2 separate regions of the Homo sapiens genome follow, and region 2 is linked to region 1. Evidence: read pairs that join two places in POLR2A ChIA-PET (ENCODE). Cell type or tissue: K562. All regions are shown on one strand. Each heading gives the region's core, and the rest is flanking DNA. Links, peaks and the distances in the headings are about the cores only. Region 1 holds the start of CCL24 (C-C motif chemokine ligand 24). Region 2 overlaps CASTOR2 (cytosolic arginine sensor for mTORC1 subunit 2).

What was found. Peaks named below come from ENCODE experiments on the same cell type or tissue, not always from the same donor. Only the 100,000 strongest peaks of a DNase experiment are listed, where the experiment ranks them.
Region 2: POLR2A ChIA-PET joins it to region 1 with 10 read pairs; 2 of 35 experiments call an interaction of 5 or more read pairs at or near these places.

The regions. Positions count from the first base shown.
Region 1 is chr7:75,807,546-75,822,340 of GRCh38, reverse strand. CCL24 (C-C motif chemokine ligand 24) reads left to right here and starts at 8,535. Exons shown (of 3, transcript NM_002991.3): 1 at 8,535-8,698; 2 at 8,918-9,035; 3 at 10,377-11,516. The coding sequence starts at 8,626. The coding sequence ends at 10,545. In K562, for the core only: no CTCF peak of the experiment used is centred there; a DNase peak (open chromatin) is centred at 8,390.
Region 2 is chr7:74,987,249-75,002,043 of GRCh38, reverse strand. All of the region lies in intron 1 of CASTOR2 (cytosolic arginine sensor for mTORC1 subunit 2), which reads right to left. Among named protein-coding and RNA genes, the nearest start is that of CASTOR2, 30 kb to the right of the region's middle. RefSeq lists enhancers at 6,760-7,265, 7,458-8,078. In K562, for the core only: no CTCF peak of the experiment used is centred there; DNase peaks (open chromatin) are centred at 4,003 and 7,913.

The sequences.
Region 1 (14,795 bases), core at 3,676-11,675:
ACAGAGGCTAAACACCTTGCCTGGGCCACCAAGTGAGCATATGGTTGGGACGAGGCTCAAACCCAGGAGTGTCTACCTCTAGGGCCATGCCCTCCCCATGGTACTACACTGTGTCTTGAGCTGGGTGGGGCAGTTGAGGCTGTCTAATCTCCCTGGGCTTCCAGTTCCCAGCCACAAAGTGTCGGGACAGGTGAGACTCCAAAGGTTCTTCTTGTTCTGATTTTTTTTCTTTTTTTTTTGAGATGGAGTCTGGCTCTGTCACCCAGGCTAGAGTGCAATGGTGCGATCTTGGCTCACCGCAATCTCTGCCTCCCGGGTTTAAGCTATTCTCCTGCCTCAGCCTCCGGAGTAGCTGGGATTACAGGCTTGTGCCACCACACCTGGCTAATTTTGTTTTCTTTTTTTTTTTTTTTGAGACGGAGTCTCGCTCTGTCGCCCAGGCTGGAGTGCAGTGGCGGGATCTCGGCTCACTGCAAGCTCCGCCTCCCGGGTTCACGCCATTCTCCTGCCTCAGCCTCCCAAGTAGCTGGGACTACAGGCGCCCGCCACTACGCCCGGCTAATTTTTTGTATTTTTAGTAGAGACGGGGTTTCTCCATGTTGATCAGGCTGGTCTCAAACTCCTGACCTCAGGTGATCCACCCGCCTTGGCCTCCCAAAGTGTTGGGATTACAGCCTTGAGCCCCTCCCTTGTTCTGATAATTTATTGGACATCCAGACCTCTCCCTACCTGCCCTGCCTGCCTCGGGCATCTACCAGAACCCCTGGAAGCCCCACAGCCCCTGCAGACTGTTTTTATCCATGAATGGTCCCCCCAACACATGCACTCAAGTTTGAAACCCAAGTGTTATCCTAGACAATCCTTCCTTTTCCTCAACCATATGGCATCAGAGCTCAGCAAATGGAATCCTGAGTAATCCTCAAATCCATCCTCTTTTTTCCATCCTAACTTCCTCCACCTCTCCATCCTAGATTCCCTACCACAGGCTTCCCACCAGTTCTGCCACATGACTTACTGCAGCCAGAGTGATTTCTTTAAGGCTCCAACCTGGCCAAGTCACCCCTCTGCTTTGACTTCATCTCTGTGGCTTCCAGGGCTTGAAATACCCTTCTCTGCCCAGTTTCCTCCCTGTCAAGCCCAACTCCCCTTGGTCAGCCTAACTCAGCACAAGGGGCACCTCCTTCAGGAAGTTTTCTATGACTTCTGCTCTCCACTGTGGCCTCGGTAGACCTCCTCCATCTGGACACTTATCACCTGTGTCATAATTGCCTCTGTCTCTCAAGGCTAGTGTGAGAGTTCCCCAAGGCAACACCTGTATATAGTTTTTCTTGGTATGCCTGGGATGGGGCACCTGGTATATAGCAGGGTTCGATGAGGGATGGATGGATGGATGGATGGATGGATGGATGGATGGATGAATTGATGGATAGATGGATGGATTAATGAATGGATGGATGGATAGATGAGTGGATGGATAGATAGATGGGTGGAGGGATGGATGGATGGATGGATGGATGGATGGATTAGTGAATGGATGGATGGATAGATGAGTAGATGGGTGGGTGAATGGATGGATGGGTGGAGGGGTGGATGCATGGGTGGGTAGGTGGATGGGTGGATGGGTAGATGGATGAAGGGTGGATGGATGAATAAGTGGATGGATGGATGGATGATGGATAGATGGGTGGATGAGTGGGTAGATGGGTGGGTGGGTGGGTGGATGGATGGATGGATGGATGAGTGAGTAGATGAATTAATGGGTAGGTGGATGGATGGATACCTGAAACACCTCCCTTGGGGCTGAGTTCCTCTAGCTTAAGGGTCTGGTTCCTGCTAGATGGTGAAGACTTGCATGTGCACTGCCAGGCGAGGTGGCTCATGCCTGTTATCCCAGCACTTTGGGAGGCCAAGGCTGGCAGATCACCTGAGGCCAGGAGTTCGAGACCAGTCTGGCCAACATGGTGGAACCCCGCCTCCACTAAAAGTACAAAAAAATTAGCTGGGTGTGGTGGCGTGCGCCTGTAATCCCAGCTACTCGGGAGGCAGAGGCAGGAGAATTGCCTGAACCAGGGAGTTGGAGGTTGCAGTGAGCCGAGATTGTGCTGTTGCCTGGACGACAAAGCAAGATTCCATCTCAAAAAAAGAAGGAGAAGGAGAAGGAGAAGGAGAAGGAGAAGGAGAAGGAGAAGGAGGAGGAGGAGGAGGAGGAGAAGAAGAAGAAGAAGAAGAAGAAGGAAGAAGAAGAAGAAGAGGAAGAAGAAGAAGAAGAAGAAGAAGAAGAAGAAGAAGAAGAAGAAGAAGAAGAAGAAGAAGAAGAAGAAGTAGTTTACTAAAAGCCCTTACATCCGTAACTTTCTAGGATTCTAGAATCACATGAGATCATGGGTAAAAAGTGGCCTCATCCTCCCCGCCCCCACCATTTCATAGATGAGGAAATCAAAGCTTGGGAGGAGTGAGCAAGTTGCCCAGGCTCATACAGCCAGTTTTTAGCAGGTCAGGGACTAAAATATGTCACTACACCATAGCTGCCCATCTTGGGCCTATGGTTTGACCTAAAATTCAGTTCAGACCTTAGTAAGAAGACACAGGATTTTTTTTCTTTCTTTCTTTGTGTGTGTGTGTGGTCTACTTTTACCCTAATTAGGGCCATCAGATCCAGTGCCCCCTTTCTGGGACCCTTCCTCAGGTATTTAAAGTCATTTATCTTCAGAGATGACAGCCCCCTTCTTTTATTTATTTATTGAGAGATGGGGATATGTTATGTTACCCAGGCTAGTCTTGAACTCCTGGGTTCAAGCGATCCTCCTGCTTCAGTCTCCCAAATAGCTGGGACTACAGGCATGCACCCCAGTGTCTGGCTAATTTTTCGTTTATATTTTGTAGAGTTGAGGTTTCACTATGTTGCCTAGGCTGGTCTCGAACACCTGAGCTCAAGCAATCCTCCTGCCTCAGCCTCCCAAAGTACTGGGATTACAGATGTGAGCCACATCGCCCAGCCTATGAATATATATATATATATATATATATATATATATATTTTTTTTTTTTTTTTTTTTTTTTTTTTTTTTTTTTGAGACGGAGTTTCACTCTTGTTGCCCAGTCTGGCGTGCAATGGTGCGATCTCCACTTACCACAACCTCTGCCTCCCAGGTTCAAGAGATTCTTGTGCCTCAGCCTCCCGAGCAGCTGGGATTACAGTCATGTGCCACCACGCCCAGCTGGTTTTGTATTTTTAGTAGAGATGGGGTTTCTCTATGTTGGTCAGGCTGGTCCCAAACTCCCGACCTCAGGTGATCTGCCCACCTTGGCCTCCCAAAGTGCTGGGATTACAAGCGTGAGCCCTGGCCCTCATATTTCTTACCTTAGGGAAATCTTGTATTACTATAATATATATATATATAAAGTTCCTTAAAGTCCCTTATTAAAGAGGGTGACCATAACAAAACATTTAAATAAAATGAGAAATGTTCCTTCTTGTATCATGGCTGGTGGTCCTACACTTGGGGAGAGGCCGCTCTGGCCAACACGCTACTTCTCAGATGGAGAAACCGAGGCCAAGAGAGGGACAGGGTCTGTGCTGGAGCCATCAGGGGTTCTAAGAGCCTCACACTGCTGTGGGTCACCTCCCACCCACCCTCCAGCCTCCTCCACACATGCTGTTTCTGCCCCTGCCAGGTTCCCACTTCTACTGCTTCCCTCTTCCTCTTTCTAATTTTTTTTTTTTTTTTAAAGAGTCCGGGTCTTGCCATGTTGCCCAGGCTGGACTTGAACTCCTGGGCTCAAGCAATCCTCCCACCTCGGCCTCCCAAAGTGCTGGGATTACATGTGTGAGCCATTGCACCTGGCTCTTTCTCTTTTTACCTAACCACTCCCTTTCTTTTTTTTTTTTTTTTTGAGACGGAGTCTCACTCTGTCACCCAGGCTGGAGTGCAGTGGTGCGATCTCGGCTCACTGCAACCTCTGCCTCCCAGGTTCAAGCGATTCTCCTGCTTCAGCCTCCCGAGTAGCTGGGACTACAGGTGCGTGCCACCACGCCCAGCTAATTTTTGTATTTGTAGTAGAGATGGGCTCCCATTTCGGGAGCTAAGTGGCCCTGTGATGGTGTCTGCTCACTTATCCTTGCAAGGCATCAGCTCTTCCCTCGTAAAACAGGGTTGGTAATCCCTGCCTTAACAATTTCCCTGTATAGAGCATAAAGATTAGGAGTTTTGGTTGGGTGAGGTGGCTCATGCTGGTCATCCCAGCACTTTGGGAGGCCGAGGTGGGCGAATCACTTGAGATTAAGAGTTTGAGACTAGCCCAGCCAACATGGTGAAACCCCGCCTCCACTAAAAATATAAAAATTAGCCAGGCATGGTGGTGTGCATCTGTAATCCCAGCTACTCGGGAGGCTGAGGCAGGAGAATTGCTTGAACCTGGGGGGCGGAGGTTGTAGTGAGCCAAGATCATGCCACTGCACTCCAGCCTGGGTGACAAAGAGAGACTGTGTCTGAAAACAAAACAAACAACAACAACAGCAACAAAACATTGGGTGTTTTGGCCCAGTGCGGTGGCTCATGCCTGTAATCCCAGCACTTTGGGAGGCCGAGGTGGGTAAAACACTTGGGGTCAGGAGTTGGTGACCAGCCTGGCTGACATGGTGAAATCCCATCTTTACTAAAAAAACAAAAACTAGCTGGGTGTGGTGATGGGTGCCTATAATCCCAGCTACTCAGGAGGCTGAGGCATGAGAATTGCTTGAACCCGGGAGGTTGAGGCTCCAGTGAGCTGAGATCAGGCCATTCCACTGCAGCCTGGGTGACAAAGTGAAACTCTTCTCAAAAAAAAAAAAAAATTGGATATTTTGTGTTTTTTAAGGCCTTGGAAAAGCCCTTAATGGGTATTACTAATCTGGGGTGAAGCACCCCACCCCACACACTCCCACCCAATGACCTTCTGCTCGCCCACTCCTGTTGCAACATGGGGATGGCAGGCATCCCCGCCCTATTTACCCCAGCCTCACTCTTCTCCTGAGTGCTGCCTCTGTCTGACCATCCTTTCTCCCCCCAACTTCCTCCTCCCCACACACCACACTCCCGGCACCCACTGAGTGAGAAAATGCAGGCAGTCAACCGGCATCCCCTCTGAATCACTGGGGAGCAAAAATTAGAAGAGCTGTCATAAGACATCATGATGAGCTGGGCACAGTGGCTCATGCCTGTAATCCCAGCGCTTTGGGAGGTCGAGGTGGGAGGATTGCTTGAAGCCAGGAGTTGGAAACTAGCCTGGGCAACATAGGGGTACCCCATCTCTACTAAAAATTTAAAAAATTAGCTGGGCATGGTGGCGTGCACCTGTAGTCCCAGCTACTCAGGATGCTGAGGCAGGAGGATCGCCTGAGTCCAGGAGTTGGAAGCTGCAATGAGCTATGATCACACCACTGCACTCCAGCCTGGGCAACAGAGTGAGACCTTGTCTCAAATTTTTTTTTTTTTTTTTTGGCCAGGTGCAGTGGCTCACACCTGTAATCCCAGCACGTTGGGGGGCCGAGGTGGGTGGATTACCTGAGGTCAGGAGTTCAAGACCAGCCTGACCAACCTAGTGAAATCCCGTCTCTACTAAAAATACAACAATTAGCAAGACACGATGGTGGGTGCCTGTAATCTCAGCTACTGGGGAGGCTGAGGCGGGAGAATCGCTTGAACCTCGGAGGTGGAGGTTGCAGTGAGCCAAGATCGCGCCACTGCACTCCAGCCTGGGCGACAGAGAGAGACTCCGTATCAAAAATAATAAATAAATAAATAAATAAAATTTTAAAGAAAAAAACCTCTGCATGTATAAAGGGCCTTCCCATGACTTTTCTCACTTAATCCTCCCTAATTGCTCTGCCAGCAGAGGATAATTACTGTTGGCTGATGGGGAGGTGAAGGCAGACAGGGGCAGGTGCCAGGCTAATGAAGCCCTGAGTTGGGCTCTCAGCATTTTTCACTCTGTAAGCATAGGCAGTGAGATCAGGTGCTACCAGCCTCCCCGACTTCAGTCTTGCCTCCATCAGGGGACCCGCCTTGCTGACTTACCTTGTGTACACGCAGGCTCCAGTTGTGCTCTGTGGGCAAAACCCACACAGGAGTCCCTGGTCCAGAGGAAGTTGTTTCAGAGTTGATCCATCATCTATTCATTCTGCAAATGCTGGCCATGGCACAGGTGATTTGCTCGGCACTTGGCGGGTATATAAATTTATCTCAAGGCGTTCAGGTCAAGCATGAGACTGAGACGCAGACACCCAGCTGGCCACCAAGTGACGAGTACCACTGTGCTCCCACTATGCCACTGTGTGGGTCTTACATCGGTGTGTGCCCTGGAATCCCAGAGCAGGGAGGTTGGAGAAGGCAAATGGAGAGAACCGTAGGGAGGGGTTGGGTATGGGAGTGTTGGAGACAGCACAAATCTTTCTTATGGTTAGGCATAATTGAAGCCTGTCAGTAGCAATATGAACCTGTGATCAATTAAGCAGCTGACCAATTGTTACCTCCTCCTCCTTGTTCTTGTTACCCAATAATTACAAAGGGCTGTAGAGCCTCCGTGGCAGTCAGCCACATGGGAGTGGCAGGTGAAGGGAGTCTCTGATCATGAGGTCCTGACCTGGGATCCTGGAATCGGGGGTGGAGTGAGGTGGGAGCCATGTCCCACTCTGCCTCATAAAGTTGCCTCAGTCCCTTACAACTGAACTGGACGTTATGACTTACAGGCTTCCGCGTAGTTGCCAGTGCCTTCTGTCCTCCAACCTCAGTGCAGCTGTCAGCTATGAGTCCCTCCTGAACTTTCCTCCTGGCACAATTGGCCAGTTTTCCCGTGGTTTTTTTGTTTTCTTTTTATTTTTTTTTTAAAGACGGGGTTTTGCTATGTTGAGCAGGCTGGTCTTGAACTCCTGGGCTCAAATAATCCTCCCACCTTAGCCTCCCAAAGTGCTGGGATGACAGGCATGAGCCACCTCACCCAGCCTTTCTTTTTTTTTTTTTTTAAGAGACAGGATTATGCTCTGTCACCCAGGCTGGAGTTCAGTGGTGCTCACCTAGCTCACTGTAGCCTCAAACTCCTAGGCTCAAGTGATCCTGCCCCCTCAGCCTCCCAAGTAGCTAGGACTACAGGCGCATACCACCGTGCCTGGCTAATTTTTCTATTTCTTTTGGAGACAGGGTCTTGCTATGTTGCCCCTGCTGGTCTCAAACTCCTGGCCTCAGTCAATCCTCCCGCCTCAGCCTCCTAAAGCATTGGGATTACAGGCATGAGCCACCGCTCCCGGCCCCTGGTTTCTCCTATGTTTCCCTTCCTCCCACCCACCACCCCCATACCTTGTCCTGGGTCAGGGTCCCCAAAGCAGACCCTTGGCAGGGATTCATGGGCTTGTGGTTTATTAAGAGATGCTTCCACGAGAGACCATCGGGGGACTGGGAATCTGGTCGGCGCGGGAAGGGGCCAAGCAAAGTCCGGCTGCACAGAGAGTCACAGATTTGACCGAGTTGGAAACTCAGGAAACAGGGTAGGTCATGCTGGATCTGGAGTCGGCATCCCTCTGGCAGACATTGGCCACCTCAGAGGATGTGAATTTCCAGGCATTTCCCACTTCCCTAGAATCTTGGTGACTAAGTGGCTCCGGCAACTTGAGGGTACAGGCGATGGCTGTTGGGACTTCAAGGCCACCGAGAGCTGATGGAAAGCGGTCCTGACAGCATCTGCTTTGCTCTGTCAAGACTTGTCATGGACTGATTGATTGATTGGTTGATTGATTGATTTTAAGACAGGGTGTTGCTCTGTTGCCCAGCCTGGAGAGGCAGTGGTGTGATCACAGCTCACTGCAGCCTTGAACTCCTGGGTTCAAGTCATCCTTCCACCTCAGCCTCCCCAAGAGCTGAGACTACAAGCCTGCACCACCACGCCTGGCTAATTTTTTTATTTTTTATAGAGATAGGGTCTTGCTTTGTTGCCTAGGCTGGTCTCAAAGTCCTGGCCTCAAATGATCCTCCCACTTGAAACTTCCAAAGCACAGGGATTACAAGCATGAGCCCCCGTGCCCAGCTGACCTCTCATTGTCTGTTACACACACTTGATCACAAATCTGTCTCCCCATTAGAGTCCTCCCAGTGCCTGGCACAGACCACATGCCTAATAAATAATTGGGTGAATGAATGAATGAATGAATGGAAGGGAGAAGATAGGGATGACTCTGCCCATTTTCAGCTGAAGTAACTGAGGCTCAGGGAGGTGAGTGACTTATCCAGGATCCCACAGGGAGTGGCCAACACAGCCAGGATCCCATGGGCCTTCTGACAATGCATCCAACACCTTTGAACTTGGCCTAGGTGGGGTGATGTCCCCTCCCCCAGTTCTTTCGTTCGGAGCCCAAGATAACCCTTGACTCAGCTGGGCAACAACGGGACAACAACTTCCTCTTTCCAGACCACAGGCCTCAGGATTTTCAAGGAAGCGTGGAGGGGGCTCGGGGGCGTGTTTCCTTCTAGTTGCCCCATAAAGGGCAGAGGGAGGGAGTTTGGGGTACTCTGCAAGGACCCGAGCTATTTATCCCTAGGTCCTTTCCTCCTGCACGTCAGCTTTGAGCCCCGAGCTGGTGCTTCTGCTCTCTGAGACATGGCAGGCCTGATGACCATAGTAACCAGCCTTCTGTTCCTTGGTGTCTGTGCCCACCACATCATCCCTACGGGTAAGACCTCCGACAGGATGCAGTTCCAAGGGCATGGCTGGGATGGCACAGTGGGGGGTGCAGGACTGACCAGCCTGGGGCTGGAGGGAAGCGCTGGGGAAAGGGTGGCCCAGTGAATGGACTGGCGGTGTTTGGTGCAGGGTTCAAGCTCCAGCTCTGAGGCCCAGAGCCAAGGGGAGGCTGGGAAAAGACGTGGCTCTTCTCTCTCTCCTCTTCTAGGCTCTGTGGTCATCCCCTCTCCCTGCTGCATGTTCTTTGTTTCCAAGAGAATTCCTGAGAACCGAGTGGTCAGCTACCAGCTGTCCAGCAGGAGCACATGCCTCAAGGCAGGAGTGATGTAGGTATCCTTCATGGGCACGTGGCAGGAGAGGGGTGGGGGCAGGTGCAACTCCAGGGTCCCTGAGAAGCAAGGTCAGCCAGCCCCAGCTCTGTGCATCCCTGGAGAAGTCACCTCCCCTCTCTGGTCCTCAACTTCCTTGCCCATAAAACTAGGAGGAGGATATATTTATTTTTTTAATTTCATTTTTCTTTTTAGGAGATAGGGTCTTGCTCTGTCACCCAAGCTGGAGTGCAGTGGCACGATCATAGCTCATTGCATTGCAGCCTCAACCTCCTGGGCTCAAGTGATCCTCCCATCTCAGCCTCCCAAAGTGGTGCTAGGATTACGGCCATGAACCACCACACCCAGCCAGGAGGAGGATTTTTTTTTTTTCCCCTGAGACAGAGTCTCTATCACCCAAGCTGGAGTGCAGTGGTACGATCTTGGCTCACTGCAACCTCCGCCTCCCAGGTTCAAGCAATTCTCATGCCTCAGCCTCCCGAGTAGCTGGGATTACAGGTACGCACCACCATGCCCGGCTAATTTTTGTATTTTTAGGAGAGACAGGGTTTCACCATGTTGACCAGGCTGGTCTCGAACTTCTGACCTGAAGTGATCTGCCCATCTCAGCCTTCCAAAGTGCTGGGATTACAGGCGTGATCCACCAGGAGAAGGATTTAGATTCAATATCTACTGAGCACCAAATATATAACAAGTCACTATTCAGGGGCACAAGACAATATCTTATCTAATTCTCTCAACAATTCTATGGGGTAGCGATGATTGTTCCCATTTTACAGAGGACAGCTGAGGCTCAGGAAGGTAACTTGCTCAAGGTCACGTGGGCTGACATGTGTCTGTCCTCCAAATAGCTTCATAAGTAGTAACTGTGAACTCATTTTGTAAACAGAGGCATGAAATAGAAATACAATAAGAAGGCCACGTGCAGTGGCTTACATCTGCAATCTCAGTGCTTTGGGAGGCTGAGGCAGGAGGGTTGCTTAAGGCCAGGAGTTTAAGACCAGCCTAGGCAACATAGTGAGACTCCGTTTCTGCAAAAAAATAAAAAAAATTAGCTGGGCATGGTGGCATGTTCCTGTAGTCCCAGCTACTCAGGAGGCTAAGGCGGGAGGACAGCTTGAGCCTGGGAATTTGAGGCTGCAGTGAGTTATGATCGCCACTTTATTGCAGCCTGGACAACAGAGTGAGACCCTGTGTCAAAAAATGAAGATGACATCATCTCAGCAACTTGCAAGGAAGCCTTACTGTCTCTGGGCGTCCACATCCCCCCCGCCATGAAGTGGAGTGGCCCAAGGTCCCTGTCGACCTCAGCTGATCCCCTGTCCCTTTCTTCCACAGCTTCACCACCAAGAAGGGCCAGCAGTTCTGTGGCGACCCCAAGCAGGAGTGGGTCCAGAGGTACATGAAGAACCTGGACGCCAAGCAGAAGAAGGCTTCCCCTAGGGCCAGGGCAGTGGCTGTCAAGGGCCCTGTCCAGAGATATCCTGGCAACCAAACCACCTGCTAATCCCCGCCCAGCCCTCCAGCCCTGAGTTTGGGCCTGAGCTGCTTGGCGGGCTACTCGGGGCCTGGAGAAGCCACAGTGATGGGGGGAAGAGCTAATTTTCCTGTTTCTTAGCAACACTCTCCAGGGATGTGTCTCTTCTATGAAAAACCCGAGGGAGCAGGTGATGTGGTTCCCGGGGGCTGAGCAATGGCTCCAAGCATCCAAGGCCCCTTGCCTTTCTGGAGCTGGGTGAGAAGATCCCAGAAGGAGAGCAGTGGCAACTCTTTGCCTTCTCCTCCTGACCTGGTTCTGATGCTTTTTCTTTTTTTTTTTTTTCTGAGACGGAGTCTCGCTCTGTCACCCAGGCTGGAGTGCAGTGGCACAATCTCGGTTCACTGCAACCTCCGCCTCCTGGGTTCAAGTGATTCTCGTGCCTCAGCCTCCCGAGTACCTGGGACTACAGGTGTGTACCACCACACCCAACTAACTTTTGTATTTTTAGTAGAGATGAGGTTTCACCATGTTGGCCAGGCTGGTCTCAAACTCCTGGCCTCAAGTGATCTACCTGCCTCGGCCTCCCAAAGTGCTGGGATTACAGGCATGAGCCACCACACCCAGCCTACTCAAACTTTTATGTTGAAAAAAAAAAATCATAATTTTTTTTTTTTTAAAGGAAATGAACGTGGAGGACTGGGGTGAAGGGCCAGCCTGGGTAGTTTAATCTTTTTGGGAAGACATGACTTTAAGGAGATTCCCTGCTTTGTGACAGGTTGCTCCATGCTGTCTTGGGGACAAGGGCCTGTACTGCCTTCAAATCTGGGCTCACCCCACATTTTGGTGAGGGGAAGATAGGGTGGGGGGATTAGGGGGAGAAAAGACTCTAGCTTTTTTTTTCTATGCATGATATACTGTGTGGGTTTATCAAGAGTGTAGACACAGTTGCTGTTCTCAAATAATAGGCCAAATAAAATGCGATTCTTTTTTTCTTTGAAGGTTGTTGTGTCTTGTGTGTTCTTTTTTTTTTTTTCTTTTCGTTTTGAAATGGAGTCTCGCTCTTGTCGCCCCAGGCTGGAGTGCAATGGGACGATCTCAGCTCACTGCAACCTCTGCCTCCCAGGTTCAAGCAATTCTTCTGCCTCAGCCTCCTGAACAGCTGGGGCTACAGGTATCTGCCATCATGCCCTGCTAATTTTTTTATATTTTTAGTAGACACAGAGTTTCACCGTGTTGGTCAGCCTGGTCTCAAACTCCTGACCTCAGGTGATCCACCCGCCTCAGCCTCCCAAAGTGCCGGGATTCCAGGTGTGAGCCACTGCGCCCGGCATTTTGTGTTTTTGACTCTCCTGGAGGGGGTAGGGTTGGGCTGTGACCAATGGTGTACGTGCCCCAGAAAGCATCCCAGGCTGCCTCTCCAAGGTTGGAGGGGAAGAAGACAGCCGGAGCCCAAAGCATCTGGGAGTGACCTTGCCCTGCCGCTGGGAGTCCTGTTATTGACTTTGAAAAACACACATGCACAGCTAGGTTCAATTAAATAATTTAAAAAATTTTTGAGACAGGGTATCACTCTGTTGCCCAGACTGGAGTACAGTGGTACAATCATAGCTCACTGCAGCCACGAAATTCTGGGCTCAAGCAATCCTCCCACCTCAGCTTCTCTAAGTAGCTGGGACTACAGGTGTGCACCACCACACCCGGCTAATCTTTTCATTTTTTGTAGAGATGAGATCTTGCTTTGTTGTCCAGGCTGGTCTAGAACTCCTGGCCTCAAGCAGTTCTCCCACCTCGGCTTCCCAAAACACCAGAATTAAAGATGTGAGCCATTGCACCAGGCCCCAAACAAAAATTTTTTTTTTTTGAGATGGAGTTTCTTTCTTGTTGCCCAGGCTGGAGTACAATGGCATGATCTCGGCTCACTGCAACTTCCACCTCCCGGATTCAAGCGATTCTACTGTCTTGGCCTCCCAAGTAGCTGGGATTAAGGCACACACCACCACGCCTGGCTAATTTTGTATTTTTAGTAGAGATGGGGTTTCACCATGGTGGTCAGGCTGGTCTCGAACGCCTGACCTCAAGTGATCCACCTGCCTCAGCCTCCCAAAGTGCTGGAATTACAAGGATTACAGGCATGAGCCACTCTGCCTGGCCCCAAATTTTTAAAATATTTCAACAAACATGTTATTGCACAAGGAGTTATTATGGGTATTAGGAGGCTAAAAAAATGATACACGATGATGTCTTGCTTCAAAGAATTAGAATTATAACATGAACACACTCGTGAATCAAGAGCACTATGGGTTCAAAGCCAATTCTGCTTTACAAGTTGCATGACCTTGAAAGAGAAAAACTCTTTTTCTATGCTCGCGACAGTTTTGACACCAAATATGTAAGTTTTCCACACCATGCAGCTTTCCAATTCTCTGGCTGAGTGCAGTGGCCCATGCCTGTAATCTCAGCACTTTAAGAGGCCAAGGTGGGAGGATCTTGTGAGCCCAGCAGTTCAAGACCAGCCTGGGTAACATAGGGAGATCCTTTCTCTACAAAATAATAATAATAATAATAATAATAATAATAAATTTATTTATTTTGAGACGGAGTCTTGCTCTGTCTCCCAGGCTGGAGTGTAGCGGTATGATCTCAGCTCACTGCAACCTCCACCTCCCAGGTTCAACCAATTCTCCTGCCTCAGCCTCCCAAGTAGCAAGGACTACAGGCACATGCCACTGCATCCAGCTAATTTTTGTATTTTTAGTAGAGATGGGTTTCACCATGTTGGCCAGGCTGGTCTCAAACTCCTGACCTCAAGTGATCTGCCCGCCTTGGCCTCCCAAAGTGCTGGGATTACAGGTGTGAGCCGCTGCGCCCAGCCTACAAAAAATTAAAAAGGTAGCTGGATGTGGTGGTGGTGCAAGCTACTTTGGAGGCTGAGATGGGAGGATTGCTTGAGCCCAGGAGGTTGAGGCTGCAGTGAGCTGTGATCACGCCACTGCACTCCAGCCTGGGCAACAGAGCGGGACTTTGTCTCCAAAAAAAAAAAAAGAAAAGAAAAAAAATGGGTGCATGATCAGAGGGGCATGGATGGTGGCTCACGCCTGTAATCCCAGCACTTTGGGAGGCTGAGACAGGCACATTGCTTGAGCCCAGGAGTTTGAGACCAGCCTGGGGAATATGGAAAATCTCATCTCCACAAAAATAAAAATAAAATTAAAAATTAAAAAAAGTGCATGATTTAGCAGAGGACAATCAGAGCTCAAACCACTGGGAAGTGGCATGAGACCCTGTCATGGAGAAAACTCGCAATTGTCTAGAAGAATGTTCTCCCAAGCTGGGAAAGAGCCGAGACCAAAGAACTCAGAGAAGTCCAGCCTGGCGAGTAGGTGAGTGTGTGAGGATTTACATATAGGGACTCCTAGCTAGCAGCAGGACCACTGCAGAGATCCACCCCGCTACCCATCTCTATGCTGCTTTGAAGCTAATTTTCTGGCTCTTTGCCTATTGTATGCAATGAGACTGTCTGCCTTGGCTATGTTCCCGGATATGCTCTGGGACTTTTGGGTTCTCCGCGACACCTGCCCCTTGGCTCAGCACCATGGCCTGGGAGGTGAGGTTTAAGCAGCAGACATATAAGGGGTCCCAATCCAGACCTCAAGAGAGGGTTCTTGGATCTCACACAAGAAGGAATTCAGGGTGAGTCCATAGAGTAAAGTGAAAGCAAGTTTATTAAGAAAGTAAAGGAACAAAAGAATGGCTACTCCATAGACAGAGCAGCCCTGAGGGATGCTGGTTGCCCATTTTTTATGTTTTTTTCTTGATGATATGCTAAGCAAGGGGTGGATTATTCATGCCTACCCTTTTTAGACCATATAAGGTAACTTCCTGATGTTGCCATGGTGTTTGTAAACTGTCCTGGCGCTGGTGGGAGAGTAGCAGTGAGGACGACCAGAGGTCACTCTCATTGCCATCTTGGTTTTGGTTGGTTTTAGCCAGTTTCTTTACCACAACCTGTTTTATCAGCGAGGTCTTTATGACCGGCATATTGCGCCGACCTCCTATCTCATCCTGTGATTTAGAATGCCTTAACCATCTAGGAATGCACCCAGTAGGTCTCAGCCTTGTTTTACCTAGCCCATATTTAAGATGGAGTTGCTCTGGTTCACACGCTTCTGACACATATACTTTTTTTTTTTTTGCACTCCAGACTAGAGCACAGTGGGGCAATCTCGGCTCACTGCAGCCTCCGCCTCCCAGGTTCAAGCTATTCTCTGCCTCAGCCT
Region 2 (14,795 bases), core at 3,489-11,488, 820 kb after region 1:
TTTCCCTCATCTCCCATCATAGAGGTTGTCCTCCTTTGACAGCCTACAGCCCCACACTATGTCTATTGGATGACTTTCAGGCCACTGTGGACAGCTGGGCTGGTGGTGCATCACAGCCCAAGGATACAGTTCATCTCACAGTCCTATGTGAAGTATGCCCTTAGAGTTGTGCAGTGCACAACCCATCCAACTGCGCATGACAGTGCCGAGTGCTTCCCACAAACTATTACAAATCATACTTTAAGGGTCTACTTCCCTCAGTAGACCACAGCTCTCAGAAGCAAGGACAGAGGGTCCTCCGTACACACACCTTGTATCTGACACTGGCTGGGCATGGAATCAACACTCAAGGATTGCTGAGCGAAAGGATGGACTGTGGCCACACACTTGCCTTCAAAATCAGAGAAGCCTCAAAGAGAACAAACCCTGTCCGCCCTCATGTGGTATCACCTTGACTTAACCCTCCTCTTGGAGAAGCTAAGGTCTCCAGTTCTAATTCTCTCTCCGCCTTTTCTAATGAGTCATGGCCAGGTCCACACCCCAGATGCCGGGCCCCCGGGGTTTGTGGCCTCTCTGTACTCTGCCTACAAAGAGCTGGAAAGAGGAGCAAATGCCAGAAAGTACCCAGTGTGGGTGCTAAGTGCTGTTAAAAAACTCCAGGTGGGAGGCCGGGCGCAGTGGCTCACATCTGTAATCTCAGCACTTGTGGAGGCCAAGGCAGGGGTATCACTTGAGCCCAGGAGTTTGAGACCAGCCTGGGCAACATGGTAAGACTCCATCTCTACAAAAAAATTTAAAAATTACCTGAGCATGGTGGTGTGCCCCTGTAGTCTCAGCTACTCAGGAGGCAGAGGTGGGAGGATCACTTGGGCCTGGGAGGCGGAGGTTGCAGTGAGCCGTGATTGCACCACTGCACTCCAGGCTGGGTGACACAGTGAGATCCTGTCTTAAAAAAATAAAATAAAAGATGCAGGCTTGATTCCTGCAGGGTCACCATGCCCTGTGTCAGCCAGACTCTGCCAAGGTCACCTGCTAGCTTGCCTGGGAACAAGCCAGGACCTTTGGAATTAACGGCCTGGCCTGCCGGGTGCGGTGGATCATGCCTGTAATGCCAGCACTTTGGGAGGCAGAGGCAGGTGGCTCACCTGAGGTCAGGAGTTCGAGACCAGCCTGGCCAACATGGTGAAACCCCATCTCTACCTCTACTAAAAATACAAAAAATTAGCCAGGTGTGGTGGTGCACACCTGTAGTCCCAGCTACTCGGGAGGCTGATGCAGAATTGCTTGAACCGGGGAGGTGGAGACTGCAGTTGAGTCGAGATTGTGCCACTGCACTCCAGACTGGGTGACAGAGCGAGACTCCATCTCAAAAACAAACAAACAAACAAAAAAGAGCCTGGCCAGCGGGGTTTTGAAACAAGCCCAGAGCCTTCACTGCTCAAGTGACCCACCCACCCAAACCAGAGAGGCTCTGCAAACATGCCCCAAGACAGGTGTCTTGGATGTTATGGGCGCCTGTTTACAAAACATTCTCGGGCCTTACTTAAAGCAGGTCCTTTCTCAGCCCACTTGGGATTACAGCACCAGCCTGGAAGGACAGGGGTGTTTCTTGCAAAGTGTGGCCCGTTCTGTCTGGAATGAGGGAGTTTGGCCACATCTCCTGCAGCCTATCCAAGTGAGGGAATGAAGGGATCAGGGCCTCACCTGCTTCTGGAGACCGCCCACCCCTGCCCCTGCCAGCCAACTTCTGGCTGCCTCCCTGCTGATGTTTTACTGATGTGGCTAATAGTAGCATTCATGCATTCATTCATTCCTTTAGAGACAGTGTCTTGCTCTGTCACCCAGGCTGGAGTGCACTGGCATGATCATAGTTCACTGCAGCCTCCAACTCCTGGGCTCAAGCGATCCTCCCACCTCAGCCTCCTGAGTAGCTGGGACTATAGATGCACATCACCATGGCTGGCTAATTTTTAAATGTTTGTGGAGACGGGGTCTTGCTATATTGCCCAGGCTGGTCTCGAATTCCTGACCTCAAGCGATCCTCCCAAGCCTCGGCCTCCCAAAGTACTGGGATTACAGTTGCGAGCCAGTGCACCCAGCTGACAGGGGCCTTTTAAAACACGCAGTGAGTGGCCGGGCGCAGTGGCTCATGCCTGTAATCCCAGCACTTTGGAAGGCCAAGGCAGGCGGATCACAAGGTCAAGAGATCAAGACCATCCGGGACAAGGTGAAACCCCGTCTCTACTAAAAATACAAAAATTAGCTGGGCATGGTGGTGTGCACCTGTAGTCCCAGCTACTCGGGAGGCTGGGGCGAGAGAATCACTTGAATCTGGGAGGCAGGGGTTGCAGTGAGCCAAGATCACGCCACTGCACTCCAGCTTGGAGACAGAGCGAGATTCCGTCTCAAAAAAAAAAAAAAAAAAAAAAAAAAAAAAAAAAAGCAGTGAGTGATAGAAGTGTTTCGGGGCCACAGTTCATGGGGCTTTTCTTCCCAGAGGAAAATCAGGGGGAGGGTGAGTGCCCAGCTTTGTTCTGCTAACCAGCTGCAGCTTTTTCATCTGTTTCTCCTGGGTTTTCAATGGGTCTCTCCTGTTATTTACATTTCATTTCTCCTGTCCTTAGCAACTAGAAGCTGCCCTTTCAAGTTTTACTTAGAAAAAGGCCCTTAATTGGTTCTGCAATTGGAAGGGCGATCCTGAACAGGAGTTATTTTGCCTTAAGATAGAAAATAAGGTCGGGCGCGGTGGCTCATGCTTGTAATCCCAGCACTTGGGGAAGCCGAGGCGGGTGGATCACGAGGTCAGGAGATCGAGACCATCCTGGCTAACACGGTTAAACCCTGTCTCTACTAAAAAAAATAAAAATAAAAATACAAAAAATTAGCTGGGCATGGTGGCGGGCGCCTGTAGTCCCAGCTACTCGGGAGGCTGAGGCAGGAGAATGGTGTGAGCACAGGAGGTGGAGCTTGCAGTGAGCTGAGATCGCGCCACTGCACCCCAGCCTGGGCAACAGAGCGAGACTCCATCTCAAAAAACAAAAAAAAAAGATAGAAAATAAAATGTGCTTGTGTCACGGGCGACCAGGAGAATCCAATCAGACAGCGTGGGTGATGGTGTTTGGCAAATTCCAGGGTGATTATGGAGAGGCAGCGTTACCAAAGGGGACGGATAGGGCAGAAGAAATCACAAAGATCTGGGGGAAAGCCCCAGGAACCCAGGCTCCCCTCCAGGAGATCTCAGTCCTTGTAGACAAGAGTATACCTTCTGCTTGTCAGGTCTTGGTGCAAAATAATCACTGATTTTGGATCTCCCCAATTCTCATGGTCCCCAGCCCAACTTCCTTTCACCCCCACCAGCCTATCACCTCCCTAGCCATGGTGATATCCATCATAGTACTGAGATTAATCACTTCCACGTCTGTCTGCCTTTTTTTTTTTTTTTTGAGATGGAGTCTCACTGTCGCCCAGGCTGGAGTGCAGTGGTGCGATCTCGGCTCACTGCAACTTCTGTCTCCCATGTTCAAGCGATTCTCCTGCCTCAGCTCCCCGAGTAGCCGGGATTACAGGCGTGTGCCACCATGCCCCGCTAATTTTGTATTTTTAGTAGAGATGGGGTTTCGCCATGTTGGCCAGGCTGGTCTCCAACCCCTGACCTCAGGTGATCCACCCACCTCAGCCTCCCAAAGTGCTGGGATTACAAGTGTGAGCCACCGTGCCCGGCCCCATTTCTGTCTTTGCGAGCAAGAGACAAGGCTGCATCTCCTCCTCCAGGGCCGCCATGCCCAGCACAGGGCTTGGTACGAGGTCTGTAATCAGTGTGACCTTAATGAATGTGCTGTAGAATGATTCCCATTTCACAGACGGGAAAACCGAAGCTTAGTTGGGTTAAAGGAGTTAGCTGCCTGGGGTCTGCCGAGCCGGGGCTGAACTGCCTCTATGGGTTGGGGGCTTTCTGAAGGCAGGGGGGACTTGTAGCATACGCCCCATGACTCAGCATTTCCATTCTGAGACATCCACCCTTTACAGATATGTAACGGGAGACACAGACAAGAGGATCCGTGACAGCCTGTTCTCAGTAACAAAAACCTGGCCACAGCCCAGACGCCCATCAGCAGAAGAGGACATGAAGAATGGCAGAATATTACCCAGCAGGCAACACATGAACCATCCACAGTGTTAAGCAAAGAGATAAACAAGTGTCAGCAATGTCACAGCACTGTGGGTTGAAAAACAAGTCCCCAGACATTGTGTATGGCAGGGTAGACTTTTTACAGAGTTACAAGTACCTATGATTAAAAAAAAAAAACAAAAACACCTGGTCAGGCACAGTGGTTCATGCCTGTAATCCCATCACTTTGGGGAGGCCAAGGCAAGCAGATCACTTGAGGTCAGGAGTTCGAGCCCAGCCTGGCCAACATGGTGAAAACCCATCTCTACTAAAAATACAAAAATTAGCCTGGCATAGTGGCACATGCCTGTAATCCTAGCTACTTGGGGGGCTGAAGCACAAGAATCGCTTGAACCTGGGAGTTCGAGGCTGCAGTGAGCTAAGATCACGCCACTGCTCTCCGGACTAGCAAGACTCTGTCTCAAAAAAAAAAAAAAAGGCAATGCTTTGGAGTTGGCAGTCCGATCCTGTGGTCTTGGGCATATTTACACAGCTCCTGAGCCTGTTCCCCAAACTTCCAAGAGGGGTATCTACTGTCTGCCTTCAGGAACCAGGGTGAGGAATCAATGTCCCTTTGCAGATAAAAGCACCAGGTGACCAGCCTGGGCAACACAGTGAGATCCTGTCTCTACAAAAAATAATCTAAAAAAAAATATTAGCAGGGCCTGGTAACATGCACCTGTAGTCCCAGCTACTCAGGAGGCTGAGGAAGGAGGATTGCTCGAGCCCAGGAGGTCGAGGCTGCAGTGATGAGCTATGATTGCACCACTGCACTCCAACCTAGGTGACAGTGTAAGACCTTGTCTCAAAAATAAAAAATAAAATTAAAAAAGCACCAGGCGGCTGGGCGCGGTGGCTCATGCCTGTAATCCCAGCACTTTGGGAGGCCGAGGGGGGTGGTTCACCTGAGGTCAGGAGTTTGAGACCAACCTGGCCAACATGGTGAAACCCCGTCTCTACTAAAAACACACACAAAAAAATTAGCCGGGCGTGGTGGCAGGCACCTGTAATCCCAGCTACTCAGGAGGCTGAGGCGGAAGAATTGCTTGAACCTGGGAGGCGAAGGTTGCAGTGAGCCGAGATCGCGCCACTGCACTCCAGCCTGGGTGACAGAGTAAGATTCTGTCTCCAAAAAAAAAAAAAAAAAAAAAAAAAAAAAAGCACCAGGCATGCTGTGGTTGCTTTCATAAACAGCATCCATGCATCCATTTCTGGTTTTGGTTAATGGCACGACACTTCCCTGGTCTTTCCCTGACATAACCAGAAGCTCATTCAACCTTCTGTGTTCCTTACACCAGAGCTGAGAACGCACACCGAGACACACAACCTCTGACCTTTCCAAGCATGCAGACAGTTTTGTGTCAACATGCTGAAGACCACAATGGAAATATTTGACCCTAAAGCAACCTGCAGTCCTGCCCTGACACTATGAATTGGGACGCAACATTCTCTGGAGGCCTTGCTATTAAAGGACTTTGGGGACACGCTGGGGCATGGGCTGGAGTTGTTGTCCTGTCACATGGTAACTCTCGGAGTGGCCCTGGTTCCCGGTCACACTCATCTCCTGCGGCCACCACCACTCCAACCCTACCGTGTACTGCTGGCCTGTGGGGCTGGGTGTTCCTGGGGGCCCCTCGGCTGGCCCCATCCTTAGATGACCCCTGCCCAAACTCACCCTCAGCAAAGACATGCAGCTCAGAAATCCCCCTTTCCTGCCACCGGGGCCCATCTACCCATTGCTGGGTGAGCTTAACCCTCCCTCCCCCAGACCTCTTCCACCCCTGCCCCTCTGCCACGCTCAGCACCCCAACACACACCCCAGATTTCCTAAGACACAGACCAACTGGGGAGGGCACCCTCTCAGAAAGTCTCTGATCATTCGCCCATCTTTTTTTTTTGAGATAAGGTCTTGCTCTGTTGCCCAGGCTGGAGTGCAATGGTGCAATCATAGCTCACTGCAGCAGCCTCAGACTTCTGGGCTCAAGTGAGCCTCCCAACTCAGCTTCCCAAGTTGCTGCAACTACAGGTGCACACCACCATGCCTGGCTAATTTTTTTTTTTTTTTTCTGAGATGGAGTCTCGCTCTGTTGCCCAGGCTGGAGCGCAGTGGCGTGATCTCGGCTCACTGCAAGCTCTGCCTCCCAGGTTCATGCCATTCTCCTGCCTCAGCCTCCCAAGTAGCTGGGACTACAGGCGCCTGCCACCACACCTGGCTAAATTTTTTGTATTTTTAGTAGAGACAGGGTTTCACTGTGTTAGCCAGGATGGTCTCGATCTCCTGACCTCGTGACCCGCCCGCCACGGCCTCCCAAAGTGTTGGAATTACAAGTGTGAGCCACCGCACCCGGCCTTTTTTTTTTTTTTCATTTTTTTGTAAAGACAGGGTCTCACTATATTGCTCAGGCTGGTCTCGAACTCCTGGCCTCAAGACATCTTCCCGCCTCGGCCTCCCAAAGTCCTGGGGTTACGTGTGAGCCACTGTGTCAGCCACTGTGCCCGACCTGTCCACCCATCTGATCCCTTCTCTCTGGCCTCAGGAAAACAGCACCCTGGCAAACTCCTTCCCCCTTTCATGACTCTCCCAAGCACCTCCCTGAGCTGTCGGTTTCATACTTGGCTTCTTAGTCTTAGCAATAAATAGGATCAAGTTTCTTATGTCCTAAAAAAAAGAGTCTTCCTTCATCCCCATCTCCTCCTGAGGCCACCTCCTTACCCCGACCCCCTGCCATTGGGCCACCTCCTCAAGCCCTCCAGGGTATCCCGCTCCGTTCATCAGTGACCTCCCTGAGCCCAGCCCGATGACGTCTTCCCTCATGCCTCCCTGCCCTTGACCTGTTGCCTGGACCCACATGGCTGGCCAAGGCCTCCCTGGAATCTGCAATCTCCCGCACGGTCTCCTCTGACGTCTTGGACACTGACAGTCCTCTGCTTCCTGTGGTGGCTGCTCTTCTCCTCCCCAGCGTAGGCAGCTCTCAAGGGGTCCTCTCTCATCTCCTATTACACCCTGTCCCCAGATGCTCACTCCTGGGCTTCCAACCACCGTGGTCCAGGCTCTCCCTGCAGACTTGCACTTCTCTCCCTGCACCCTGGCTTCAACCACCTTGGTTGATTCTTTTTTTTTTTTTGGAGATGGAGTCTTGCTTTGTTGCCTAGGCTGGAGTGCAGCGACACAATCTCGGCTCACCGCAACCTCTGCCTACCAGGTTCAAGCAATTCTCCTGCCTCAGCCTCCCAAGTAGCTGGGATTACAGGCGCCTGCCACCACGCCCGGCTAATTTTCGTATTTTTTAGTAGAGATGGGGTTTCACTATGTTAACCAGGCTGGTCTCGAACTCCTGATCTCATGATCCACCCGCCTCGGCCCCCCAAAGTGCTGGGATTACAGGCATGAACCACCACACCCGGGCGGTTGATTCATTTGTCCCATCAACTCTCTGACATAGTTGTTGCTGCCCATTTGACAGATGAGGAAACTGAGGCTTAGAGAGGCTGAGCCACCACCCTATAGATGATCCAGGTCGCAGCTGGTCCCCTCGCCCTGCCAGAGTTGTTGACATGTGCCCTCACCCTGACGGGGTGAAAGAGAATTGCACACCAGTCGCTGACTCTCAAAATCCATTGTTCCCCCCACCACCCAACCCTGGCCTTGGCCTGGAGCCAAGCACCAGGGCAGAGCTGAGGCCCAGGGTGGCCCCTGATCTGGGCCGAGAAGCTGAGTAGCTGAGTCATCTCTGAGAAGAACATTCCCATCTTCAATCGCTGCGGCTGCCTGTTGTGGACGGCCCGGCTGACACGGGTAACTTGATCTGTTTACTCTGGGATTCCTAAGCCCACAGAGTGAGGCCCTCACACGGGGCCTCTCCCCGGGCATCCTGGGCGAGGAGCCCTGGCCCAGCCAGAGTCCCGTTCCAGCAACAGACCTGAAACCCCAAGGCAGAGGGGGAAGGAGGGTGCAGCAGGGGAGAGACACTTCCAGGTAAACTTGCCTGGCAAAACCTTTTCTGAGATGTCTGATTTATGAACCAGCTAAAGTAGCAGAGAGAAGAGAATTACAAGTGTTTTTTTTTTTTTTTTTAATCTGTGGCACAGTTTACCACCAGTTCACCAGCAAATAAGAAAGGGGGGTGCCAGGCACGGTGGCTCACACCTGCAATCCCAGCACTTTGGGAGGCAGAGGCGGGTGGATCACTTGAGACCAGGAGTTCGAGACCAGCCTGGGCAACATGGTGAAACCCTGTCTCTACTAAAAATACAAACATTAGCTGGGTGTGGTAGCAGGTGCCTGTAATCTCAGCTACTCCAGAGGCTGAAGCAGGAGAATCACTTGAACCCAGGAGGTGGATGTTGCAGTGAGCAGAGATCACACCACTGCACTCCAGCCTGGGTGACACAGTGAGACTCGCTCTCAAAAAAAAAAAAAAAAAAAAAAAGACAAAGGAGGACCTTCAGGGAACCACCCAGATGTAGAGGTGGGGCACGGAGAAGCCCAGAATCAAGTCTGGAAAGCTATTTTTGTTGCCTCCTCCAGTACTGGAATCCTGAACAGAGACTGGCCCAGCCTGCATTTGCATACACCTAGGGATGGGGAACTCACTTCTTTCTGGAGCAATTAATTCCATCCTGGGGGTAGATGACTTCTAGAAGCTCTATGTGCCTTCCTTTTTCTTTTTCTCTTTTTGAGATGGAGTCTTGCTCTGTTGCCAGGCTGGAGTGCAGTCACGCGATCTCTGCTCATGCAACATCCCCCTCCTGGGTTCACGCCATTCTCCTGCCTCAGCCTCCCGAGTAGCTGGGACTACAGGCGCGTGCCACCACACCCAGCTAATTTTTGTATTTTTTAGAAGAGATGGAGTTTCACCATGTTGGCCAGGATAGTCTTGATCTCTTGACCTCATGATCCACCTGCCTCGGCCTCCCAAAGTGCTGGGATTACAGGCCTGAGTCACCACACCTGGCCCTTTTCTGTTTTTTAAGAAACAGTGTCCCACTCTTTCCCCCAGGCTGGAGTGCAGTGGTGCGATCATAGCTCACTGCAGCCTTGCACTCCTGGGCTCAAGCAATCCTCCTGCCTCAGCCTCCCAAGTAGCTGGGACTACAAGCATGCACCACCATACCAGGCTGATTTAAAAAAATCTTGAGGCCGGGCACAGTGGCTCACGCCTGTAATCCCAGCACTTTGGGAGGCTGAGGTGGGCAGATCACGAGGTCAGGAGTTCGAGACTAGCCTGGCCAATGTGGTGAAACCCCGTCTCTACTAAAAATACAAAAAATAGCTGGGCATGGTGGCCTGCACCTGTAGTCCCAGCTACTCTGGAGGCTGAGGCAGAAGAATCGCTCGAACCCAGGAGGCAGAGGTTGCAGTGAGCCGAGATCATGCCACTGCACTCCAGCCTGGGTGACAGAGCAAGACTCCGTCTTAAAAAAAAAATCTTTTCGTGTAGAGACAGGGTCTCACGATGTTGCTCAGGCTGGTCTTGAATTCCTGGCCTCAAGCCATCCTCCCACCTTTGCCTCCCGAAGAGTTAGGATTACAGGATTGAGCCACCATACAGGGCCCTACAGTTCCTTGATTAGCATCTTAAGGGGAAAGACTTTTAGCATGGAATAGATCATCTTTAGACAAAAACCCAGGATCAGAGAAGGGATGGGATCTGCCAGAGGTCACACTTTGCACGAGACAGGACCAGAACTGGGAAGACCTTTCACCTCCAGCAGTGACCCATCCCCCTGAGCCCCACCCAGACTCTTCCTGGTGTCTACCTGCTGTGTGCCACTCGATTCACCATGCCCCCAGCCTGCCCTTCACCAAGCCCTCTTCGATTGACCCCTTGGGGACCTCAAATCCAGCCTTTTTCATCCCTGCTGTCATCTTCCAAGCCTCTTCCTGGGTCTCCTGAGACCCTGTCCATCCACGCTGCACAGTAGAGGCAAAGGCACTTCTCAAAGCACAAATGTGATGACCTCACTCCTTGGGTCAAGCACCTCCCATGGCTCCCACTGTCTCCACGATAATACCAAGGGCCCCAGGATGGCTTCCAGCTCCATGATTTGGGCTGTTTCTGTCCAGCCCCCATGTGACCACTGCTGGGCCCCTCCTCGTTCCTTAGTGTGCCATATCCTCCCCCGGGACCCTCATTCCACTCCCCAGCCTTCAGGTCTTAGGGTTGACACCTTCACGAACCATGCTCCACTACGTCCCCTCCTCAACACGACCCACACCTCCCCTCCAACCGTCAGTGCCTACTTAGGGAGGTGTCTGGCCATTAGATCACTGCTGAAGTTTACCAACTCCACCCTGGCCTGGGCTGCTGAGTGGGCAGAGACCAAGGAGGCTTTGTCACTGCTACCCCAGCTCCCAGTTCTGGGCGAGCCTTGTAGTATTTGCTGATTGACTCTGCACCTGTCTTGGGTGCCAGGGGCTGCTCCTGGCCTGGGGTGGGGTGGGTAGGGGCACTGGGGGCTGGACAGGAGGGTGGTGTGCCAGGCAGACAGGGCATCCCCTGCTCACTATGGAACCTTGGCCCACTCCTTGTCCCGGCTTCAGTTTCTCCAGCTGTACAGTGAGATGACTAGCGTGGGCAATCCCTGCAGTCCCTCCAGGGATCACGGTCCCATGCTTCCCTCATATCCAGTTATGGAGAATGTGATAAAGGCCACTGCGTCTCCCACTACCAGGCAGGCAGGGCACCTTCATGGGCTGAGGACCTACAGATGCTCACACCTTCCAGCTCGCCCAACTATAGTGTGGCTCGTGGTTAGGTGCGAGGGCATTTTCTTTTTCTTTTCCTTTTTTTTTTTTTTCCAGACAGGGTCTTGCTCTGTCACCCAGGCTGGAGTGCAATGGCACCAATCACAGTTCACTGCAGCCTCTAACTCCTGGGCTTACGTGATCCTCCTGCCCGAGTAGCTGGGACTACAGGTGCATGCCGCCACACCCAACTAATTTCTTATTTTATTTATGCTGGGACTATAGGCGTGTGCCACCACACCCAACTAATTTCTTATTTTATTATTTATTTCTGAGACTGGGTCTCACTCTGTCACCCAGGCTGGAGTACAGTGGCACGATCTCAGCTCCCTGCAACCTCTGCCTCCCGCATTCAAGTGATTCTCCTGCCTCAGCCTCCCGAGTAGCTGGGATTACAAGCACCCACCACCACACCTGGCTAATTTTTGTACTTTCAGTAGAGATGGGATTTTGCCATGTTGGCCAGGCTGGTCTCAAACTCCTGACCTCAAGCGATCCACCCGCCTTGGCCTCCCAAAGTGCTAGGATTATGGGCGTGAGCCACCGCACCTAGCCTAATTTTTTATTTTTTTGTAGAGACCAGGGTCTCACTATGTTGCACAAGCTGGTCCTGAACTCCTGGCTCAAGAGATCTTCCTGCCTTGGTCTGCCAAATTTGCTGGGATTACAGGTATAAGCCACTGCACCTAGCCAAAACATGTTTTTTTGTTGTTGTTGTTGTTTTTTGTTTTTGTTTTTTTTTTTTGAGATAGAGTCTCGCCATCCAGGCTGGAGTGCAGTGGCGCAATCTCGGCTCACTGCAAGCTCCACCTCCCGGGTTCACTCCATTCTCCTGCCTCAGCCTCCCGAGTAGCTGGGACTACAGGCAACCACTACCATGCCCGGCTAATTTTTTGTATTTTTAGTAGAGACGGGGTTTCACTGTGTTAGCCAGGATGGTCTCCATCTCCTGACCTTGTGATCTGCCCGCCTCGGCCTCCCAAAGTGCTGGGATGACAGGAGTGAGCCACCGCACCCGGCACCAAAACATGTTTTTAATGAGATAAAATCTGAGCTTGGGTCATGGTTTCTTATAGATGTGTATTTTTTTTTAACCCCAAACTCAGCGTTTACAATTGCGGCATAACTTACTATAACAAAATGTACAGATTTTCAGGTGGGCAATTAGATGACTTTTGGCAAGTGTATATCCCCCATTTAACCAGCACCCTGATAAGTATACTGGACATTCCCATCATTGCAGAAAGTGTTCCGTGCTCCTTTCCCAACAACTGGAGGCAGCCACTGCTCTAGTCTCTAGTGCCGTGGATTCACTGTGTCTGTTTTGTGCTTCAAATCCATGGAAACACACACATTATGTCCTATTTTCTGCCTGGTTTATTTTGCTCAATAAATTATTTTTGAGATTAATCCAGGCTGGGTGCAGTGATTCATACCCATACCCAACATTCTGGGAGGCTGGGGTGGGAGGATCGCTTGAAGTCGGGAGTTCAAGACCAGCCTGGGCAACATAGTGAGATCCCATCTCTACAGAAAAAAAAAAAAAAAATAGGCGGACACAGTGGTTAGTCTCAGCTACTCAGGTGGCTGAGTTGGGAGGATTGCTCGAGCCTGGGTGGTAGAGGCTGTGGTGAGCTATGATTGCGCCACTGCACTCCAGCCTGGGTGACAGAGCGAGACTCCATCTCAAAAACAAAACAAAAATTACCCAGGCATGGTGGCATGCTCCTGTAGTCCCAGCTATTTGGGAGGCTGAGGCAGGAGGACTGCTTGAGCCCAGGAGGTCCAGGCTGCAGTGAGCTATAACTGCACTACTGCATTCCAGCCTGGGCAAAGCAAGATCCTGTCTCAAAAAAAAAAAAAAGGCCAGGCGTGGTGGCTCACGCCTGTAATCCCAGCACTTTCGGAGGCCGAGATGGGCGAATCACGAGGTCAGGAGATTGAGACCATCCTGGCTAACACGGTGAAACCCCGTAAAATTTTGTAAAAATACAAAAAAATTAGCCGGGCATGGTGGCGGGCGCCTGTAGTCCCAGCTACTCAGGAGGCTGAGGCAGGAGAATGGCATGAACCTGGGAGGCGGAGCTTGCAGTGAGCCGAGATGGCGCCACTGCACTCCAGCCTGGGTGACAGAGCAAGACTCCGTCTCAAAAAAAAAAAAAAGAAAAATTCCCTCCAGTGTTATGGCTGAATGCCCTAATATTCTACAGTAATAGAAACACAGAATATCTTCTGCATTTTGAAATGCAATGTGGAATGAAAAAAAAAAAAAGCATGCCTCAGAAGATCGCAGGCTGCCAGGTATCTTTTCCATACATATAAATGGGATGAAAGCCTTTGCAAAAATCAAGGGAAAGATAAATGTAGGCAGACAGCAGTTACCATCACTGTCATGGTCGCTGTGGGGGGCAGTGTTATTCAAATGATAAACAAACATAAAGTAAAAGCAGGATCAATAAGTACGTCACGAACCAAAAATTCTGAGTCATCAAATTCTGCATGCCTGAGGTCCACCAAAAAAAAGGAGCGTGGGCCGGGTGCGGTGGCTCACGCCTGTAATCCCAGTAGTCTGGGAGGCCGAAGTGGGCAGAACAAGAGGTCAGGAAATCAAGACCATCCTGGCTAACATGGTGAAACCCTGTCTCTACTAAAAACATAAAAAATTAGCTGGGCGCAGTGGCAGGCACCTGTAGTCCCAGCTACCCGGGAGGCTGAGGCAGGAGAATGGCGTGAACCCGGGAGGCGGAGCTTGCAGTGAGCCAAGATCGCGCCACTGCACTCCAGCCTGGGCGACAGAGTGAGACTCAGTCTCAAAATAAATAAATAAATAAATAAGTCGGGTGTGGTGGCGGGCACTTGTAATCTCAGCTACTTGGGAGGGTGAGGCAGGAGAATTGCTTGACCCGGGAGGCAGAGATTGCAGTGATCCGAGATGGCACCACTGAACTCCAGCCTGGGTGACAGAACCAGACTCCGTCTCAAAAAAGAAAAAAAAAAGGAGTGACCCGTGACCATCGGCCATCTCTGGACACAGATGAGCAATGAGCAGTGAAAGCCAGAGGCCAAGAGTGAGAACAGTTTAATATCAATTTTTGTAAAATATTATTAAAAAAAAAAAAAGGCCAGGCGCAGTGACTCACACCTATAATCCCAGCACTTTGGGAGGCCAAAGCGGGTGTATCACTTGAGGTCAAGAGATCAAGACCAGCCTAGCCAACATGGTGAAACCCTGTCTCTACTAAAAATACAAAAATTGGCCAGCTGTGTGGTGCGTGTCTATAATCCCAGCTACTCAGGAGGCTGAGGTGGGAAAATTGCCTGAACCTGGGAGGTGGAGGTTGCAGTGAGCCGATATCACGCCACTGCACTCCAGCCTAGGTGCTCTGTCTCGAAAAAAAATAATTAAATTAAAAGAAAAAAAGAAAACCAGACAGAACCTTCTCACTGCTCAGTCTCTGTCTTCCCTAGCCACTGTGAGAGGGGCCTGACTCCCCACGGGGGTGATGAACAAGCCCTCGGGAGACCAGAGGCATGGCCTTCCTGGATCACACAAATTGCCTGAATTGGTCTCCCTTGGGCCACCTGTCCCTGCCCTCTGCGGGAGAAAGGCCCAGACTGCAGGAGAATCTGCCCTCCCAACAGATGTGTGTGTTTGAGCGACTTAAGAACCTTCCTTCTTCTATGGGAGGATTTAGGGATCCTGGCATCTTTTTTTTTTTTTTTTCTTTTTGAGACAGAATCTCACTCTGTTGCCCAGGCTGGAGGCGTGATCTTGGCTCACTGCAACCTCCACTTCCCAGGTTGAAGCAATTCTCCTGCCTCAGCCTCCCGAGTAGCTGAGATTACAGGCTCCCGCCACCAGGCCCGGATAATTTTTGT